Linked DNA regions of Homo sapiens: region 2 is linked to region 1. A link is a loop called in an ENCODE intact Hi-C map of the cell type or tissue named here. Cell type or tissue: gastrocnemius medialis. All regions are shown on one strand. Links, peaks and the distances in the headings refer to the core of each region. The heading gives the core; the rest is flanking DNA.

Region 1 (10,473 bases), core at 3,279-8,278:
ATAGTCCAACTGCCTAGAGACTATTGCTGGCCTTTTTGTTAAAAATACATTTTCCCATGGTTAGGATCATACTTCATGTAAAGTATTGTAACTTTAAAAATATTAGCATTTTTTTCATGTCATCAAATATTCTTTATAATATTTTAATGGTAGAATCGAAGTAGATTGTATGTATCTACTGTCCTTTACATGACAGTTTTATCATGCATTCCAATTTCTTGCTGTTATATCTTTGAACATAAATCTCTATGAATTTTTCATAATTTGTGTATATAATTATATGGACACTATTTCTAGATATAACTAGGCTCAAACCAATTAACACAGCCTAATAAGGCAGAGGCAGACTGGGAGGGGCTGGAAACCGGCCCATGAGCTGGTGTATGCCAACAAACACACCTTGCAGGTGCTGCCAGAAGGCCTCGTCTGGCAGCCAAGGCACACAATCTGAAAATTACAGCAACAGACCGGATTCTGGTAGCACTTGGCATCAGGACATCCAGAGAGCTTGTGGAGTTTCCCAAGAAGTCTGCTTAGATGTCTTAAGACTGAGAAAAGAGGGAGGAAGTCTAGTGAGAAGCAGCCTGGCCATCAGCCAGCCTGGGATTCAGCTGAAGGACCTCGGTCTGTTCAACCCACAAGCATTGAGGGGCTACTGTGTACCAGCACTGTGCTGGGAGCTTGGGATACTTCCACAAACAGACGCAGATCTCTGCCTTCATGGAATGCATATTCTAATGACGAAAAGCTTCCATGGATGGGGACTGACAAAAGCGAAGTGGCATTCTGGTTCTAGAGGAACTGGATATTGAGTATATTCAAGATAGACTCAGGTAAAGGGAACAAGGCAGAGGCCAGTGATCAGCACTGGCTTCTCTAATGAACTGAGCTGAATATCAGAGTGGACACATGGCTAGAGCCACACTCATGGCAAGGATGACTTATCAAGTCTCAGAGTAGAGCCTACAAGTGCATCTTTCTGGCCTAAGGCCATATTAGTCCAAACAGTGAAGATTTGCCTCAGCCCACACATGGCAGGTTCAGGGCTGACACCTGAATTTTTACACCTGGTTGTAGGAGATGGGAGGTAACTTAGTGCCAATGAGTGAAATGGAGAAAACAGAAATGTGTATTTAGCCCTCTGACTAGCATGTATTATATTAGGTTGTTAATAAAGGTTTGTTAAAGGGATGCATGAATTTAGGAGAAAAGAAAGACGAACATCATGGGGAAGGCATGGGAGACAGAAAATAATACTAATTGATGTAGCATAGTCATTATGAGCTTGGGCAGAGTCAGACAGTCCTAGATTCAAACGTTAGCTCTTCCATTCTCTGTCTTCAGTTTCCTCACCTGTAAATTGGGCTAATAATAGTACCTTCTGCACTGTACGGTAGTTAGGCAATTCCTATAAAGAGATAAGCACACTTAGGGCCGGGCATGGTGGTTGATACCTGTAATCCCGGCACTTTGGGAGGCCAAGGCAAGTGAATTCCCTGGGGTCAGGAGTTTGAGACCCTTGGGCAACATGATGAAATCCTGTCTCTACTAAAAATACAAAAAAAAAAAAAAAAACAACTTAGCTGAGCATGGTGGTACATGCCTGTAGTCCCAGTGACTTGGGAGGCTGAGGCACGAGAATCACTTGAACCTAGGAAGCAGAGGTTGCAGTGAGCTGAGATCATGCCACTGTACTCCAGCCTGGGCAATAGAGCGAGACATTGTCTCCAACAGAAAAAATAATAAAAAAGAGTTAAGCACATTTCTTGGCACACATAGTAAGCATTCAATAAATTTTAGCTAATAAAAGTAATGTTTAATGTTTGGCTTTTGGGGGATATTAACATATTACACATTCTCTGGTGAGGTTCAGCTTTCTTAACGTCATGAACCTAGAAAACTGGGAAAAATTACTTTCATAAGGATGGTGGGATTTCATATATACACACACCCCTATACATGTCACTTTTGTTGTTGTTGTTACTGAAATGAGGGCTTCTCCAGTTTAGAAATGAGGCAATGAAGAGTGGAAGGATTAACATAAATAATCTTAAAAAAATTGTTGGTTGATTGGAAATCAAAGACTTGGAGTGGGGAGCCATAAGAGGAAGATATCTTCCCGCAATCCACATTACCATTATAATTACCGAAATATAGGTCCACGTAGAAGAGCCTGGTAAAATTAAGAGATTCAAAGGTACGTAGTTTCGATTAAGCTGCTAAATAGCTTCATTCTTCAATCGTGGTTAGAACAGCTTCTCTCCCTTCTGCTTATGCTAGGATGGTATAAGACAAAAAGATCTAGAGCTAGGGTTCTCTATCAGTTTCCTATTTTGTTTGGGCTTCTGCTCATTGGAGCACTATTTATCCTGAGGGCATTTGTAGTTCTCCCTCTGGGCAAAGTCTAGAAATCTTTTCTGCCTCCTGAAAATCTGTTGCTTGCATGGTAATCTTGAGAAAATATTTCTAGAAGTGAATGAAATGGCCAGGCACTTCATTTAAGCAGATTATCTTCTACCTTCTTTGACTATGGAACTCAGGCCTGGATAAATATTCTATTAGGAAAGGTGTGATCACAGAAGATCCAGTCAGCAGGTAAGAAGTATATGTAATACACATCTATCGTTATGGATAAGGAACAGTAAGTGGGAATAAGGGAGCAGAAGTTTCATGGAAAGTCTTGCTGACCAACCTCAAGAATGAAATATGGCATTGTAACTATATCCGCCCAAATAGGATGCCCAGGCTTAAACCGTATTTACATGCAAAGGCGTCCCACAGTGCCCAGTATTACTGTTTCTTTATTCAACGTTTGGACCTCATGTCCCTTCCTCATCTTTGCTTATCTGAGGTCTTTTGCTTTCTCCCTGTTCAAAACCTGCTTTCCGTTCCTCTTGCGACTTCCTCTGTCCAGGAAGCACAGACTATCACTCCATTCTCACTTGGAGGCTCTTACCTTCTCTCCTTCCAGCTAAGGGGTATTCGTGTCTTTGTTTTTCTTCATAGGAACTTCCTGCCTGGCATGAGATTGCCATGGATGCCTGGTGGCCAGGCTTGCCTTTGAGCTGTGATAATGCTGATCTCCTGGAGTCCTGTTAGTGCACAGCACACTTTTACGTTCTCTTTCATGTTTGGTTGGCACAAAGTGCTCTGGGGTGGGCAGTAGGTACTTCATTATCCTCATTTTATAGTCATGAAACTGGCTTAGAGAGGTGAGGCTGTGGGGAAGAGGTGAAGCTGTGTCAGAATCCAGAGGCTTCCACAGGGAAAGGAGCTCTTGTGTTTCTCATCCCCACTAGGATTCCAGGGAGCATGAAGCTCCCTGCCAAAGGGCTGTGCTGTTAAAATGAACAAAAAGGAAAGTTGAGGTCTTACTTTAGAGCACTGCATTAGAGCAGTAACCCTACTTCTACCTCACTTTGCTGACCTTAAACATGATATTTATTTGGTATCACAATTGGAACTGGAAAAACTGGCCCCTTCAGGGATCTATCACTGTTGGTTGGTAAGTACCCACAAAACTTTCTAGTGCACCTGGAAATGCTGATGGAGATTTTTCTCACTGATCCCAAGGACACTTATTAATGGACTTTGCCTACCTCTCAAGCAGAGCCATGATCTGGAAATAAGCCATAAAATGTATGTCATCAGGTCCCTCCGAGGGGACTATGGTCTTTGTTCTTAGACTGTTAGGCCTTTCCTCAGAGCTGTTTATGCTTATTTTTAAAAAATTGTCACAGAAGCTTGACTTATGTGGTCATACAGCAGGTTACAGTGGCACAGAGATAACAGCATATAGTAGACCCTGAGAGAGAGGAGGGAGACAAAAACACTGAAAATGAAACACAGACCTAATTTTTAAAAGAAAGGCACACAGTCAACTGATAGGAGGTTAAGAGTGTGCTCAGTTGTTACAGCACAGTATCAAGGATATTTGGAACAAAAGGCCTTAAGTTAGTGTGAAAATGGTTAACTTTAAGGAGTAAAGGAAGTGTGTAATTCATCTTAGGAAATTTGCCGTGGAAAATGGAGGAAAACAAAAACCCATTTTGTTAGTTTTGACAAGGTTATTAACGGATATCAGTCAAAATATGTTGGAGAAATTTAAATGAGTAATGTAGATTTTATTTCCATTACTAGATACTCAGTTCACCAAAGAAGCTATCTGATTGGCCTGTAAAGGGGCTGTATGAATATGTAAAGATACTTAACATCGGTCATCAGGCAAATGCAAATTAAAATTGCAACGAGATACACTACGCACTGTATGACTAAAGTTAAAAAGACTGACAATATCAATTGTTGCCAATGTTATGAAGCAACCGGAACTTTCATACCTTGCTGATAGGAATGTAAAATGATACATTCTAAAGTGCCACTTTAGAAAGCACTTTCATAGTTTCTTATGGTTATTTATACACCTACCAGATGACCTGGCAAATCTACTTGCAGGTATTTACCCAGGAGAAATAAAACACACGCCAGTACCAAGATCTGTATTGAATGGTCATAGGAGCTTTAGTCATAATAGCCAAAAGTGGGAAATGATCTACATACTTATCAAATGGAAAATGGAAAAACAAATCTTGCCACATCCATATAGCAGAATACGACTAAACAATAAAAATGAATGAGCTACTGATACATGCAACAGCATGAATGAATCCCAAAATTGTTATGCTAAGTGAAAGAAGCCAGCCTCAAAAGGCTGTGTACTGTGATCCCATTAATATCACATTTCAGAAAAGGCAAAACTATAGGGATGGAGAACAGATCAATGAACTAGGATTATGGGGAGGTGATGTGACTACAAAGGGGCATGAGAGAACTTTTTAGGATTAATTGTGGTGGTTATGTGACTGTATACATTTGTTAAAATTCATCAAACTGTACATTTAAGATGGGTGAATTTTAACATAGATTATACCTCAACAAGAAAAAACAAAATTTGGAAATTGCATTACTAAATTAATAAACAACCTATGCATTTTCTTTTATTTGTCCAGCCTTTCAACAAAATTTTCTTGCACGCAAACAGTCTACCAGGCACTGTGCTTATCCCTGGGGATAGAAATATGAATAAAATGAGATCCTTGCCCTGATCACTTTTAGTTCCAGACCCTTTTGCATTAAAAAGATTCTCCAAGCTAATAGAAGGTTGCTAGTGATTGGTTTTCAGGAGGAGACAATTTTTTTTTTTTTTTTTTGGCAGTTGGGGAAGGAAGGGTGCATTGTTTATTTGTATCTCTGAAGACTCTGAAAGTCACTTCAAATGACAGTGATCTGTTGTAAGCGCTAGTAGAATAATAGATTCTGTCATCAAAGGGATTGGCACAGTTTATGGTAAAAAAAAAAAAAAGAAACTTATAAAGATCAACTATACAGGATTCAAGTTTTTAAATTTAATACAAGCTACCTTCCTTTCATACTCTGCTTTTCCCTAAGGAAATTACTGGAGTGTTTGAAGCCCAGAAACTTGCTGTAGTCCCTAGAAACAATGTGGTGATGTCAGACTTGGGTGAATAAACAGTAGCACCTGTTCAAGACTTCATGAGTCTTTTTTCTCCCCCTCTAGTCTTTTTTGGCACAGCCTGAGGTTAGTTAATCTTTAAAAGAAGGAAAACGGAATGAGCCAGAAGGTAGCTTGATTCTAGACTATTTTTAGAAGGCTCCTCCATGCTGCTCCTGAGTGCCAGGTTTTTGAGAGCCTGGCAGGGCAAGCCATTGCTGGATGCCCTAATGTGGCCATGAATCAGCTCTAGGTCCTCGCAGGTCTCTGATGGCCACCAGTCCTCCCGGAAGATGCTTTCTGTGCTGCCCTCTCTTCTCTGTCATTCTCCTCCATCTCCCAGGCATCTTTTCCAACATTCTGTTCCACTCACTCCATATCCTCAGGAAGGCGCCTTCCAGTTTCTACGGTCACAGTGCAGAGGATTGTGTATGTGTGTGTGAACAGAGAGGAGAGAGCGAGAGAGAGCAAGGGCAAACAGGCAGGCTACTTGGGTGATTTTCCTAAAAGCCAAATCTCACATTATTCTTCCAGTTCTTAAAACCCTTCTTTCCATTTTAATTTGTTCTAGGACAAGCACCCTGGTGTCTGGTGCACAGTCATTGTGATCAGCCCCACCCACTGTCCAGTGCTGTACTTGACACTTCCCACCCCTCAGTCAGATACTTTTGTTGGTGGGAGGTGGTTTAGGAGGGGTGATGATAACAGTGGTGGGAGAGCTGGTGAAGAAACAAGGCACTGGTACTTGAAGACTTGCTCTCAGCTCCTGGAACAGGCTCCTGGGTTGTCCAGTGTGGTTGGCCAGGGAAGGAAAGGAAATGATGATTAAAAGACAAATACGCAGTTGGAGAAAAAAACTGCCTTTGGCGGGAGGCGCTCCCTGTGCTGTATCTGTCGAGTAACTGAGTGCTGAGCACGATGGGGAAAGGGAAAGGTTACTATCTGGGGCCTTGCTAAAATCTTTGAAAGACCTTGTAGTAGGATAGGGGTTGCAAACTGATGGCCAGAGGGCCAGGCATGTAATTCTCATGAGTGAAATGGCCAGTTTGCTCAGCCCAAAGGGGACAGCCACTCCTCATTTTCCAATTATTGCCGTGGGAATGGGGATCCAGTGTTGTAGGTTTTTTTTTTTTTTTTTTTTCTTTCTTTTTGAGACATCTGAGTCTCTGTTTCGCCCAGGTTGGAGTGCAGTGGTGCGATCTTGGCTCGCTGCAACCTCTGCCTCCCTGCAACCTCTGCCTCCCAGGTTCAAGCGATTCTTCTGCCTCAGCCTCCTGAGTAGCTGGGATTACAGGTGGCTGCCACCACGTCCGGCTAATTTTTGTACTTTTTAGTAGAGACGGGGTTTCATCATGTTGGCCAGGCTGGTCTTGAACTCCTAACCTCAGGTGATCTGCCCACCTCAGCCTACCAAAGTGCTGGGATTATAGGTGTGAACCACTGCGCCCGGCCTGTTGTCAGATCTTAGATTCTTCTTCTTTTTTTTAGAAAAGCTAGACTTTATGTAAAAGTTCCAAAATATTCATATTTAAAATTAAAAAGAGACACACACACACACTCCCTCCCACCCCCAACACCAACTATTAGGATCAAACAAAATATTTTCAAGCAGAATATAGTTCGAAGGCCATCAACTGGGGCCTCTTCCCTAAGAGTTGTGGCTGTAACATCAAAGAACATCACTGTGCTTTTGGCATTTGGGGCAAAATAATTTTTCTTTTTGTGGCACTCACTGTATATCACAGATTTCTAGCATTTCCACCCCCTAGTCCCATCCAATATTGCTTTTCTGTCGTTCTGACAAAAATGTCCCCAAATTTTCAAGTAACTTATAGGGTCAGCTGAGGTTTTCCCAGTTTTAGTATAGATAATACCCAAGCATCTTTGTGTTTCCTTTGCTGGGAATAATCTCCGGCCAAATATAACACTTCAGTTCTTGGTAAAAGCTAAATTTCACATCATTCTTTTATGTGTCTAGCCTTTCTTATCCTCAGTCACCCTTCCTCTGATTTCTGTGGGTTTTGTTTGGGTGAATGCACCTGGCCTTCAGGTTATAGCTGAATCAGGAGGTAGTTGGCTGGCAGAAGGATTACCTGGAGACAGTTACACATCTCACACCTTTCTCTGGCTATAGCAGCCCTGACTCAACAGCAGATATTCTGTCCTGAGGTTCTTCCCAGGAAGTGCCGTGGTGTGTGAAGCTGGCAGCGTTCCGGCCATTTTGGAAGGTTGTCATAAATGGTGGCACTGCGAGCTGAGGTTGGGTGATGCATGCTCTTTAAGAAAAGGCTAATTTTCTGGAAAGAAGTTTGGCTATGCCTAAAAATGTTCATCCATCTCTGAGGAAATAATGAGAAATATGAAAAGGCTTTATGCACAATTATATTGTTTGTAAAACTAATTCCAATAGCCAAAAACAGTAAACAAGTTAAATGTTCCACGTAGGAAAATGATTAAACAAATTTTGGGCTAGCTATATGATGTAATGATAAGTGGCCTTTTAAAACAAAGTTTATGAAGAATTTTTAATGGTAGGGGAAATACCATATAATCAAAAGATGATAGGATGTATTACTCATATACACACAGTTAGATATAGGTATGCCTATTTTTATAGGTGATTTTCCGTCTTCTCTATACTTTTCCAAATAGTCTACAGTAAAAACAAATATTGCTTTTTAAAAAAATAACTTTTAATTTTAGATTAATTTACATTAAATTAAATACAAAAGTTGCAAAGATAGTAGTGAGTTGCAGTTACCTATCCAGATTCCCCTACACTTTTATTACTTTTAAAAATTAGAATAAGTTACTTTAAAAATAATATAAAATGGGGTTTTCTAGCATATATTATCACGAGATAGCTTTTCATAGTCATTTAGGTATATTGTAAAAGAGGCGTTCAAAGAAAAAAATTACATTATCAAAAAGGCCCGTGTGACTTAGACTATATTTATTAAAAATGCTACATTTAACTGAGATCTCATGCATTTCACACATCCTGGATGGAACACTGGAGCGTTAGAAAACCCTCTTTAAATCATTTGTCCTAAAGTGATTTAAATGAATCCATTGCTTATCATAGGCTTGCTTTTGGATTTGATGCCAAAATAGACTTGTATTTGAGACCAAAGAAGTTATTCATCTTTCCTCCTTGAGCTATATATTTAGTTATTCCTTCTCAGACTTCCTTAGCCATATAAGTCAGTTTTATATGAGTCTATAATGGATATGAGTTTTAGATGCAGTCATCTGAAATTGAATTTACCAAGTAGATGCTATTTTAATACTTTGTTTTGACTGATCAACTCGCCAAAACTGGAAGCTAAAAATAATACACCTTGTCATTTTAGCAAGTCAAGCCATCACAGAAAATATTAAGAAATGACAGCAACTGGTATTTACAGGGCTCTCTTTGCCATATTCCTAATTGGGAACCCTTTAGGAAAGGGCCAGGGAGTGGCTGTGGATCTGGGGTAGAAAGTGGCCTGTTTTTGAATTTATGGAGTAGCGCACTGTCAGGGCCCCTTTCTTCACTCAGAAATGAAAGGAGCTGGTTCACCAGAGGGTGTGAGAACTCATTAACCACCCCCAGTGCTTCCCACCCAGCAAGGGATCAGAACATGTGCTGCTGTTTCAGAGCATCACAAAATCTTGTTTTCATGTGAGGATTTCAAAGGCTTAGATTGTTCAATTTGAAAATTTTGTCACAGAAGCGAAATGGGCACCTCTATAACTCGTGGTGGTGTTATTTTGTGGGAGGACCATCCATGTCTTTTTCCCCTATATTTTGAAATGAGGTCAAACGGACCTGTTCCATCCACTCACTTGGCATTTACTCTTCTTTGGGTGGGGCCCCTGGGAGTGTTTTAATTCGGGGTCGTAGGGTAAGAATAGATTAACATGGCATGACAAATTGGTTTGCTACAATCATAATTCGAAAGGTAGGTCAGGGTCTGAAGGGCAGAGTAGTGGTTCTCATTGGGGTTGGGTTTGGAGGATATAGTGGGAACAGAAGGATCATATGTAAGATTCACCCAAGAAGGTTTTTGGCCGCTAGGTTCCCCATCTGCCTGGTTAAGAATCCCCCAACAATAAAATGCCCCTATACCTCCTCCAGCTTACAAGGCAGAATTCCTGTGATGTGTAGGGCAAAACAACCCCCTACTCTTTTGTTATTAGTATTCTGCTGCTTTCTAAGTAAATGTTCTTAACTAAGAGAAAAATCTATACACTCTATCTCTAGAAGGCCAGCTGGAGAGGGAGAAGAAAAGAAAATTAAGAGACAATTTGGTTGGCTATCATTAATCTTTGTTTAGCCTTATGGGAAAATAAGCCTTCCTTCTTCTATCTTTGTTAGCAGGTAGATTAAGTTGGTTAAAGAATACTGTAGTCCATGAAAGAAAAGACAATGGCCTTTACAAAGGTATTCCAAAGCAGCCGAAAATATTTTTTTTCTTTCAGCTATTTTGCTGTCTAAGACTCAATGACACTTGACTGATTTGGGGTCAGTATCTAATAAGCGCATTTCCCAGATGAAAAACCAGCACAGCTAGGCCTTCTCCACAGAGCCTATACCTAGGTCTATCGAAGGAAGAAGATCATTCAGAATTTTATTTTTGCAAACCTTCAAATGTTAAGATCTGAATAATCTATTTAGGACAGTCAGAACTGCCTAATGGAAGTTGCATAATTGAGTAGAATTAAAAACCGCTTTCCTTCAGGTCCTCCCTCCTTTCCCCCATCTGTGACAACCTTTGACATTGCACAGATTTTCAAAGTCGTACTGTAAGATTAGTGCCAGGGTTCTTTCAAAGGAGGCTTGTAAGTGAAAAATCTGTTTTCGCATCCCTCAAAGCTGGAAGCCATAAAGAAAAGAAAAGAATATGCTTTTAATGAAGTCTTTGCAGGATCAGCTCCTTGCAACTTCAGTTGTTCATGTGAATCAAAAATAGCAGAAAGTA
Region 2 (10,473 bases), core at 3,338-8,337, 160 kb after region 1:
GCATGGTCCCTGTGACCTCTTTGACCACCACTGAGTACCAGAGCTCCCTGTCATCTTACCTGACTCTGGTTTGCTGGTTGAACTGCCAGTTGATGATATCTGGTCCTAAGGGTCTATCTGTACCCACATTCGTTGAATACCCAATGCAGCATGTACTGCATTGTATATTAGGCACTTTTTGCATATTCTTCCTTATTGAATTCTCTTACCAGTCCTGCAAGACATGTGTTCTTTTCCTGTTGCAGTTCTTTTCATGGGCTCAGAGTTGTTAGTTGTGTCACAGTTGGGTCTGGCTGCAGACCATAGGCACCTTCTACCTCATGGTGCACATTGGGGTTCTTGTCTTGTGCCACACAGCCTCTCATTCTTCTGTGGCTGGTTCAGACATCTAAACGTGTTGCTTTTCTTCACTGTGTTGAGCAGCCCAGCCCCAGAAGGAATGCTTTCTTGTTCTGTTCAAGTTGCTTGTGTATCAGCTGTTCCCCACTCCCACCCTTTCCAGCAGCCAAAAGTTCTGTCTTGCCTCTGCCTTCCCAAAGGCACTAGAATTTGTCTCTCTTCTGTTTGTAATGCACATAGCGCTAGGGTATTAATCATGCCACAGGCTAGGCTGCACAACACCTCTGGAATAATGAATTATCCAGCTTCTGCCAAAATGAGTCACACCATGGCCATGAACGAAACTTATCTCTTTCTGACTCTTTCCTCATCTTGTTCTTCCATCTTCCCTTGCTTGTCTCCTGTGATCTGTCTTGCCAGTGGTAATTGGAGCATTTTCTCCTTTACTTAAGTTCTGAAGTGTCTTTGGGACTCGCTAATGTATCCAACGGCTAAACAAGGCCTGTCAAGGACATTTATGGCTTTCTAGCATGGGCAGTTGAGTGTAGCTTACAAGCAACTTTGGATATATATGACCAGGAATATAAATGTTCCTTTTGGAAAACAAGAGAACCCCAGCCAAAAAAAAAAAAAAAAAAAAAAAAAAAATCCTAACAATGATATCAAATGAAGGCTTAAGGAAGCAGCAGAATTGACTAGGTCATGTGACTTAGCAGAGTATGCACAGGTATTTGTGGTGATATGACCTTTGGTTTGAAAGGGGTGTTCTGGTGGCTTAGGGAAAGGCTGCCCAAGAGGGATTCTGAGGTGATGTGTACTAAATAAAGTACATATTTTTTCCCTAAACCTTCTTGCTTCCTGTGGAATAAATCCAGGATTACCTAACAAATGAGACCTCTCCATTTCCTTACTGTCAAAGTATGTTCTTCAAATTACTGCTGTATGTGTATTATCACTTAGGAATGCTTTTGTCTGTACTTACGTTTCTTATGTCACCAGAAATCTAGAGGTAGGCAGTTCAGGGTTCATGTGATGCTTCACTGATACCTTCAGAAACCGAAGCTCCTAGCTTTCTGTGCTGGCATCATTAGTCTGTTGGCAATAACTCATGGTTGCAAGATGGATGCTGTAGCTCCAGATATCATATTTTTATTCAAGGCACTAAGAAGTGGGAAAAAGTTAGCAAGACACTAGCTATATTTGTCCCTTATTTCAGGAAAAGCAGAAGCTCCCAGAAGATGTTTGCTTATGTCTCATTGGAGAAAACTATGTCACATCCCTAACTGCCATCCTTAGCTGTCGGGGAGTCAGGATAGGCAAGTGTGGCTTTGCTATACTCTGAAATGGAAGCAGCAACAAAAATGAGGGTTGAAAATGACCATTGGGTTAGCCAATAAACAATTTCTGCCACAACTAAATGAAGGGAAATCATAGAAGACTAAGTTGGGCAGGCAAAGGCAGTGTCACCTGACAGTGGAGAAGAAGGAAATCAATATTCTTGAGCCCTACTCTGTGCCAGATTTTGTGCTAGCAGCATACCTGATCAATACATGCATGCCACGGTTATTTCCATTGTGCAATTGAGAAAGCTAAGCTCTGAGCAACAGTCTGCATGTAGCTAAATTGGAAACCTCTATTTGAATTCGGATCTGCCTGTCTTAAAAGCCTATTCTCAGCTGGGTGTAGTGGCTCATGCCCATAATCCCAACACTTTGAGAACCCGAGGTGGGAGGATTGCTTGAGCCCAGGAGTTCAAGACCAGCCTGAGCCACATAGTGAAACCTCATCTCAATCAATCAATCAATACCTGTTTCTTTCTTTCTACCAATCCATGTTGCCATTGGGAAATTGAGGCGAGTTTTATAGCATGAAACTGGAGTACCTCACTGAATCTCAGTACCTTTATTGAGTTGCCAGCACCTTCAGTCACCTATGGACAAAGTAGGAATCTGAAGTAATTATTTTATGGATTAAAAATGCATTTTGATAACAAAAATGATAAGGGGAAAAATGGTGAATACTCAAGTCCTTAGATTGTGATGCTAGTTAAAAGAGAACTGGCCTAGGAAGCAGAAGACCCAGCTCAGTTTAAAACCAGCTGCTAAGTTGCTCTTTGATCTTGGGTAAGTCATGTTCCCTCATTTGTGAAGTGAAAGGTTTGGCTAGGTGATCTGCAAAGAGTCTACTAGCCCTAGAACACTTAGGTTTTGCTACGTTCTCTCATGTATCTTTCATTTGTTCATTCATTCAATAAATATTTATTAAGGGCCTACTGTGTGCCAGGAGCAGTTCTAGGTACTTTGGATACATCAGACAACAGAACAAAGATCCTTGCCCTGTGGCTCTTAGGTTCTTATGTATGTGTGTTAGAGGTAAAGGGCACAAGCAATCAACACAAAACATGGTAAATTAGTGATGAATAAACATGTCGTATGTTAGAGGTGGTTAGTTCTGTGGGGGACAAATATGGGGAAGGGGCATGAGCAGTGCTGGGGGGAGGTCCCAGGGGTCCTCGTTGAGAACACAGGGGTTGAGCAGGCTTTGGGGAGGTGAGGGAGTCAGCTAGCACATCACTGCTGAGGTGCTGCAGGAAGAGGTAACAGCTTGAGTCAAGATCCAAAGGCTGGGCCTTCGAGCATTTTCCTTCTTCCTGACCTGAGGCCTGGCCTTGAGTTCTTCTTACCCCAGAACCATCATTTTCTTTCACATGTATTGGTTTTCAACCCAGCTCAAAGCTTTCTGGACTTGAAAGCCATTTAAATTGGACCCTTCTGTTGCAGTTAGGGCCATAGAGCCTGGCTGCCACCTTCTTACTTGTGTCTTATTTCACGCTATAGAAACTCTCAGTTCCTAGGGATTTGGGTAAAATGGTGGTAGAACTACCAAGGTCTGGAGATACTAGAGTCTTATCAAAATAGCACAGGGACCTTAAGAGCCAACCCACCATTTCCAGACTATTATTGCTGTGTTTCCTGTTTAAAGCCTCCTGAACAGCAAATGATTCAGTGTTTCTCTCATGTTCCGAAATGATTATCTTTGTCTATCAACCATAAAACCCCAGGTACAGGCCGGGCACGGTGGCTCATGCCTGTAATCCCAGCACTTTGGGAGGCTGAGGCAGGTGGATCACGAGGTCAGGAGATCAAGACCATCCTGACTAACACTGTGAAACCCGTCTCTACTAAAAACACAAAAAATTAGCCGGGCATGGTGGCAGGCACCTGTAGTCCCAGCTACTCGGGAGGCTGAGGCAGGAGAATGGCGTGAACCCAGGAGGCGGAGCTTGCAGTGAGCCAAGATTGCACCACTGCACTCCAGCCTGGGCGACAGAGCGAGACTCCGTCTCAAAGAAAAAAAAAAAACAAAAAACCCAGGTACAATAGAACTGCGTTTTTGTCTTTACCAGTTATTGCTCCTGAGCCAACTTGTAATAGATGGGTTGAGCCATCCCCATCAGCTCCGGAAATAACCTCACTAAGCGAGGCCAAGAGCCTCTGGGAGACTCAGTCACTTGCTAGGCCAGAGAAACACGGGGTGCAGATTGCGTTTAATGAAAATCTTTGTGTACATCTTGAAACATAACAAAGAGAAGGGACAAGAGTTGACTTTGTGAGTTGTGTTGTATGCAGAGAGTTCCTTGGAGTCTTAGAATGATGGTGTTGTGAAGGTGCATTGCTATTCCCAGTTGAACTGAGAACTGGTAACATTGAAAGAATCCCCCTTGCTCCTAGTGTGAGGTTACACATGTGCCCCAGCCACCTGCTCTCAGGTAGACTGCACTTTAGGCAAGAGGCTAGACCCCCTAGAAAACCCCCTCCACATTGTGCAGACCTCTGCCCAATTACTGAAGAGCCCTGAGTGTCATTTCACAGGATATTGAGAAACTTAGTTCTGGGGAGTGACTCAGCATGAAGGTTATGAATTTTATGAAGCTCTCTTCCAGTTACATCTCTTTTTCATGTGGCCTTGACATTTGTTTGATGGCAATAGCAAGGAAACTTACCTTTGATCACTCTAATCTGAGACAATTTTGAAAAATGTACAAAATGCATGAGGTATTTAAAATGAAATATCTATATTAGGATGTGGGCCATTGAACCAAATTTGATACTAGATTTTCTTACCAATCTGCTGTGAAACTGAGGCAGCAAGCCTCTTCTTGGTGTTTTCTAACCAGGTTTTCCCCATCTCTTGATATTCCCCCTCTCATGCAATATTTAGAGACTACTGAGCCACAGACAGAGTATGGGAGGAGAATATTGTTAGAGATGGAGATTGTACAGGTAGAAATGGAGGCATTAGCCTAGAAAATTCTGTTCAGAGAATAAAAGTCACTCTGAGCATAAGAAATAATATAAAGGTATACTGGCCTCTATTGTTACATACTAGTCTACTCACAAAATAGGCAATAATTGTTTATCTTTTCAACAAATACTTTGAGTACCTCCTACTGTGCCCAACTCTGATCTAAGCACAAGAGAGACATCAGTGAATGCCATCATCAAAAAGTCTCCCTGTCCTCATCTTATTAGGTAAAACCATATGAAATTGCTGTTTTTCTAGTTAAACCAATTGAATATAAATAACACCTACTATCTGATCCAGCCATTCCACTCTCAGGTATTTAACTAAAAGAAATAAAAGCATACACCCTCGGATTTGTACACCAATGTTTGCAGCACCTGTATCTGTAATAGCCCAAACTAGAAACAGTCCAAATGCAAAAACAGTGATATGTCCATAGAATGGAATACTACACAACAATAAAAAGGAGTGAGATACTGATATGTACTACAACATGGGTGGACTTCAGAAACACTATTCTACGTGAAACAGATCGAATACATAAGACCACATATGATGTGATTTCACTTATACAAAACTTTGGAAGTTACAAACTAATTCATAGTGACAGAAAGCAGATCATTGGTTGCCTAGGGACAGGAGAGTGGGGATGGGTTCAGGCAGGAAAGGAAGGAGGCAAATGAGATCTTTGGGGGATGATGGGTATGTTTACTGTTTTGACTGTGATGATGTGTTCACAGGAGGATCCCTACGTCATACCTTATCAAATGGTGTACTTTAGGTACAGTTTATTATATGACAATTATAGCTCAATGATGGTGTTATAAACAGTCAAATAGCAGCAATTTCCTATGGTTCAACCCACAGATAAGTTTCAGTAACGAATTAATTTAAAATTGTTTATATTCATTTTTCATACATTTATTGATAAGCTGCCATGTGCCAGACACCATGAGTGGTACTGTCAATGAAAAGTAAGACTGTTTCTGCTTTGAAGGTTAGTGGAAGAAATAGGTTTGTAAACAGAAAACTGAATGACTTTCACAGGAAGTTCTGAAGCAATTACCAGGTTTAACCAAGTTGTCCTTTGTTGACTGAATTTATGTGTGTGTCTGCCCCTTCTTTTTCAGAGTGACTTGTGGTCTTTGGGTATCACCGCCATTGAAATGGCAGAAGGTGCTCCCCGTAAGTACCCTCCTCTGGGGTGAAATCTGTTGCTGGTCTGCTCTGCAGGTACTGAAGTTTCCTTGCCAGGAGCTGCAGTTGCTTTACTTCCACTACACCGAGCCCTGCATGGATTCAAGCTGGCATATTTAGAAAGCAGAGTCATCTTAAATCAACCAGGAATCCATTCATTTCAGAGCAGTGGGAGAATCCTGTTTTTATTAGAAAAAAAAAAAAGGAAGAAAAAGAAAGCATACTTTGGGGAGTCTTGTTTGTTTTACAGATTCTGTACATCATTTATTCTTGGACTACTCCTCACCTGACATAAAACTGTGACCAACTCACAAGACTATAAACTCCAATGTATGAAAATCCAAAATTAATTTTCAGTGCACAGGTTATACAAAGACTCCACTCAATGGCTATCACTCCTCTTAAAATACTGATGTTTAAAATTTTAGATTTCCCTGCTATTTGAGACAGAGTGGCTAGGGCTCCAGCAGTCTTGAGAATCTCAGTTCCTTGAGATTTGGAGTATTGGCCCCAGCAGAGAGTCTCTGTCATGAGACTGTGCCTCACAGACTTCCATATAGGAAGTGTAACTGATTGTCAGCCCCAGCTGCTGCAATGGCAGCAGGCCGCACCTTTCAAGGGCCACTCCCCGCCAGTGACCTAGCACAGTGGGGATACTAAGGCAGGCCCTTTCCTGGAGGACACAAGATTCCTTTGTAGGCAACTTTCACCCAAGTAATCCCCTATGACTTTACAAGACCTGCAGGACAGGCTGGGACCCTTCCACCTACCTTTTCTCCCTCTCTCCTTCACTCAGGGTCAGACTTGCATAGCAATCTGATGACTTCCCATACTGCCTGGCTCCTTCCCTGTTTCCATTCACATAGTAATTTACCCAGTAATATCCTTGGTGTCTGCATCTCAAAGGACTAGGACAAAAATAGGCCCTTTATTTGCACGACAGGTCATTATACTTATGACTTTTACCTTCGGGTTGTCATCGTTTTCTTACTTCCCAGTCTAGAATTGGTAGAACTCATCTGTAGCATGATTGATTTGGAGTGCTGGTTGACAAAATTGCCCTCATTCACAATGCTAATAGGCATGTGTGAATCAGAAAAATAATATATTGCAGTCTTAAACCATATTATCATTCTTGATGAGTGGTAGACAGGGCTAAAAATAAACTTCTGCCCACAGAATCCTTTGGCTTTTAGGGAGCATATATTCTTATTCTAGCTACAAAGTAGAAATTCTCCCAGATGTTTGAAAAGTAAACTAATAAAATATTTTATTAAAATAAGAACATATGAGTGCTTTCACTATAAACGATAATGTCATGTTTACAAGATGAGATCTTTTTATAACTTTGTTTTTCTGCCAGACTCTGTGTGACTTAATCCTCTGGGCTTCCTGGGGCCAGTGAATTTAAAAACAAAATGAAACAAAACCCGTTACGAAACCTGAAAAGCCATTCGGGATATCTGGAAACAGAGAAAATGGGGCTCTGGGGCTGGTGTTTTGGACTCCAAAAATCTGTGTAGATAACAATTGCATTTGGATGAGCTGTCGACGTGTAAGAAATAGACGGGATAATGAAATGCCTTTTATTTATGGCTTAGGCTTTTACTAATTAAAAATAGCTTACCATCTCCATTGTAGTTGTCATCTGATGGTATTTACTTTAAATGTCAGGTGGTCATTCACAGCAAGGATGGCTGGTTGTTGACCCTTTAACTTAGTTTCCTTAAATATGAAGTAAACATGTATTCACTAGAAATGTTAGCAGTAGCTATGTGAACCATGTTGTATTTTATGAGACTCCTGTAAGTGGATATTGGATCTTTCAAATGCTCAGAAGCATTTGGATATTCTGACTTTGTGCTCACTGGTGGTGTGTAAACTGAGTGGGTCATTGGGCAGCCATTATCTGCACAGCCAAGACGGGCTTGGCCTGGGTTTGGCCTCCTAACTGTAGCTGGCCCTTGTTTTGGTCTCTTGCAGCTCTCTGTGACATGCACCCCATGAGAGCTCTCTTCCTCATCCCCCGGAACCCAGCGCCTCGGCTGAAGTCTAAGAAGTGGTGAGTTTGGTCTTCGATGTTTCGCAGATCTAAGGGTGAGGTTTTCTTGTGATTCTATTTTGGATTAGCTCTAATCCCTAGGTCCTGCTGATAGAATGAGACTAACATGTATGATGACTTGGTGAATTACTTTCCATATGCTGTCATTCATCTTAAAGTATATATTGAGTATCTACTGTTTGTACAGCAGGTCTTTATTCCCCCACCTTTAAGGTAAGAAATTATTAGCCAAAATGGGTAAGTGAAGCCAAGTAATAACATGAAAGCTCTTTGATCTATAACTCCAAGTCATATCTTTCCTGGCAGCACAGAACAGCTTATCAGAGAGGGTGATAGTTTAGAGAGTCAGCCTGTTAGATTGGCTGATTTCTCTTCTATTCCTTACAACAATCATTCCCTAAGTGCATATACATACCAGGTAATGTTTGAGATTATTTCTCTGGCTCGTGTATGAGCATTTGCAGTTTTTTTGTTTTTACTACTGTTTTCACATATGGCAGGTGATACTGGCTTCTTATTTGGGGCAGCGATTTAACTTTTCCTTTTGATAAACTTACATAAAACAGTGGCTTAATTTAAAGGAAACTACTACATGAATACTAGTATGAGTGGTGTGAGGGTACGGCAAAAATTATGTTGATAGGATATGACTGACTGACATTTGGGAAACAGTTCTACAGGTTAAGCCAGATGTTGGATGTTTGACTTTTTGGGGATAATTATATAGTTGGGATCTTCCTATCTTATTATTCCATAACCAAAATTCATTGCTTCCTCCTTTCTTCCTATGGAAATGGTGTATCCTCCCTGATACATTCTTGAATCTCGGATTACTCATGGTCTGAGGTCAATTCCTGCACTATTTGTGACCTCCTATCCTTTTTCTAGAGATAAGTCCTGGGCAGTGAGACCATGAGGGACAGGATCCTTCTGCCCCTTTCCATAGCCCTTCATGATCAGGCGCTTGACTGGGGTCCTCATGTTTCCCACCCACCCACACACAGGCTCACCTCTACCATACAGGGGGCAGCCTTAATTACCACCAGTCATCTACTAATGAGAGCCACCCTGGTGGAACAGAGGAAAGGGCACACTGCACAGAAAGAGGGAAGGAAACAGCCAGAAAAGAGATGGCAGCCTCAGAATTGCCGGGCCCTGCGAGGGGAGTGAGAGTTGCTATTGGTAACAAGGAGGCAGAGCGTTCCCTGCTCCTCCTTCCTCTGCAGAGGGTCATTGTGGTGCAAGACAACCCTTCTCTCCCCAGCAACAGCCCTCCCATTGGGTGTCATACATCATGTGATCGGCAAAGCACCCCAACACCCTGCTTCCTCTCTTCTCCCTGGATCAGACTCCCGGGGAGAGGGACTGGCGCAGTTCTCTTCCCTGGAAGTGACAGTGACACTACAAAGCCCTCTGCTAGGTTCCTGCTTGATATCTGAGCTGAGTCTGGTGTATACAGTGGGCTTTACTTACCCTGTTCCCTGCCCTATCTTCTCCTTGTCTCCCTTTACTGCTGCAGGACACGTATTCTGAGCTTTTCCACAGAGGAGGACAAACTGGCCCTCCACAAATGTATTTGGCTGTCACACTATGGTCATATACCCTGTTTTAAAAATATGTGTATTAATTGGCAACACTTAAAAATCTGTCAATTGAGCATTACATTTAGATTTCTGGCCTTTTTCTTGCAAAGATGCAGTGAACTGCCTGCAAAGATGCTAGCTGCTGCTCCCATTTAGGACAAGTGATTGTCCTTCTCCTCCAGCTGCCACCTCCCCCCAACTCAGAAGCTGGTGTCAGTTGGTTAGTATACATCTCCTGTTTTCTTTTCTTTTCTTTTCTTTTTTTTTTTTTTTGAGACGGAGTCTCGCTCTGTCGCCCAGGCTGGAGTGCAGTGGCACGATCTCGGCTCACTGCAAGCTCTGCCTCCCGGGTTCACGCCATTCTCCTGCCTCAGTCTCCTGAGTAGCTAGGACTACAGGCGCCCGCCACCATGCCCTGCTAATTTTTTGTATTTTTTTTTTTTTTTTTAGTAGAGACAGGGTTTCACCGTGTTGGCCAGGATGGTCTTGATCTCCTGACCTCATGATCCGCCCGCCTCGGCCTCCCAAAGTGCTGGGATTACAGGCGTGAGCCACCGCGCCTGGCCACATCTCCTGTTTTCATCTTAACCATGGTCTACACCACCCCTTTTTGTGACCTACCTGACCCCACAGAAAAGTGAGTGAACAGCCCTTGCCCTACAGTGTCAGTTTTCACCGACTGAGACCCAAAAAAGATCAACGGTGTGCTGACCTTGTTTGAGAAATACAAACTTTTAGGACAATGCAGTCTGATTTTTCGGCTTCAAACCTTTGACAACAACTAATTTTAATAATGCTGGAGGGAGCAGGAGAAGTTTGGAAACACTGAGAAGTCCAGGCCAATTTCATCTCATCCTGCCACCTTGCACACCTTTCCCTGATGTGTAAGGAAAACTGAGTAGGAAAGCTATGGGAACAAGTCCCATATTGTCAGACAGGGAAAGGAAAAGTAACCTGATTGCTAGAGAGAGACCGGGGAAACAAAAG

The links. A loop is a pair of places that touch in the nucleus more often than their neighbours do. Peaks named below come from ENCODE experiments on the same cell type or tissue, not always from the same donor. Only the 100,000 strongest peaks of a DNase experiment are listed, where the experiment ranks them.
Region 2: it touches region 1 in a loop (2.7-fold over the local background); 10 of 110 quality-filtered maps call a loop at or near these places.

Annotation. Positions count from the first base shown.
Region 1 is chr3:171,329,762-171,340,234 of GRCh38, reverse strand. All of the region lies in intron 2 of TNIK (TRAF2 and NCK interacting kinase), which reads left to right. Among named protein-coding and RNA genes, the nearest start is that of TNIK, 130 kb to the left of the region's middle. In gastrocnemius medialis, for the core only: no CTCF peak of the experiment used is centred there; a DNase peak (open chromatin) is centred at 5,714; H3K27ac peaks cover 4,408 bases.
Region 2 is chr3:171,172,682-171,183,154 of GRCh38, reverse strand. TNIK (TRAF2 and NCK interacting kinase) reads left to right here. Exons shown (of 33, transcript NM_015028.4): 8 at 5,775-5,829; 9 at 7,825-7,903. Among named protein-coding and RNA genes, the nearest start is that of MIR569, 71 kb to the right of the region's middle. RefSeq lists a silencer at 9,011-9,080. In gastrocnemius medialis, for the core only: no CTCF peak of the experiment used is centred there; a DNase peak (open chromatin) is centred at 6,437; H3K4me3 peaks cover 989 bases; H3K27ac peaks cover 4,560 bases.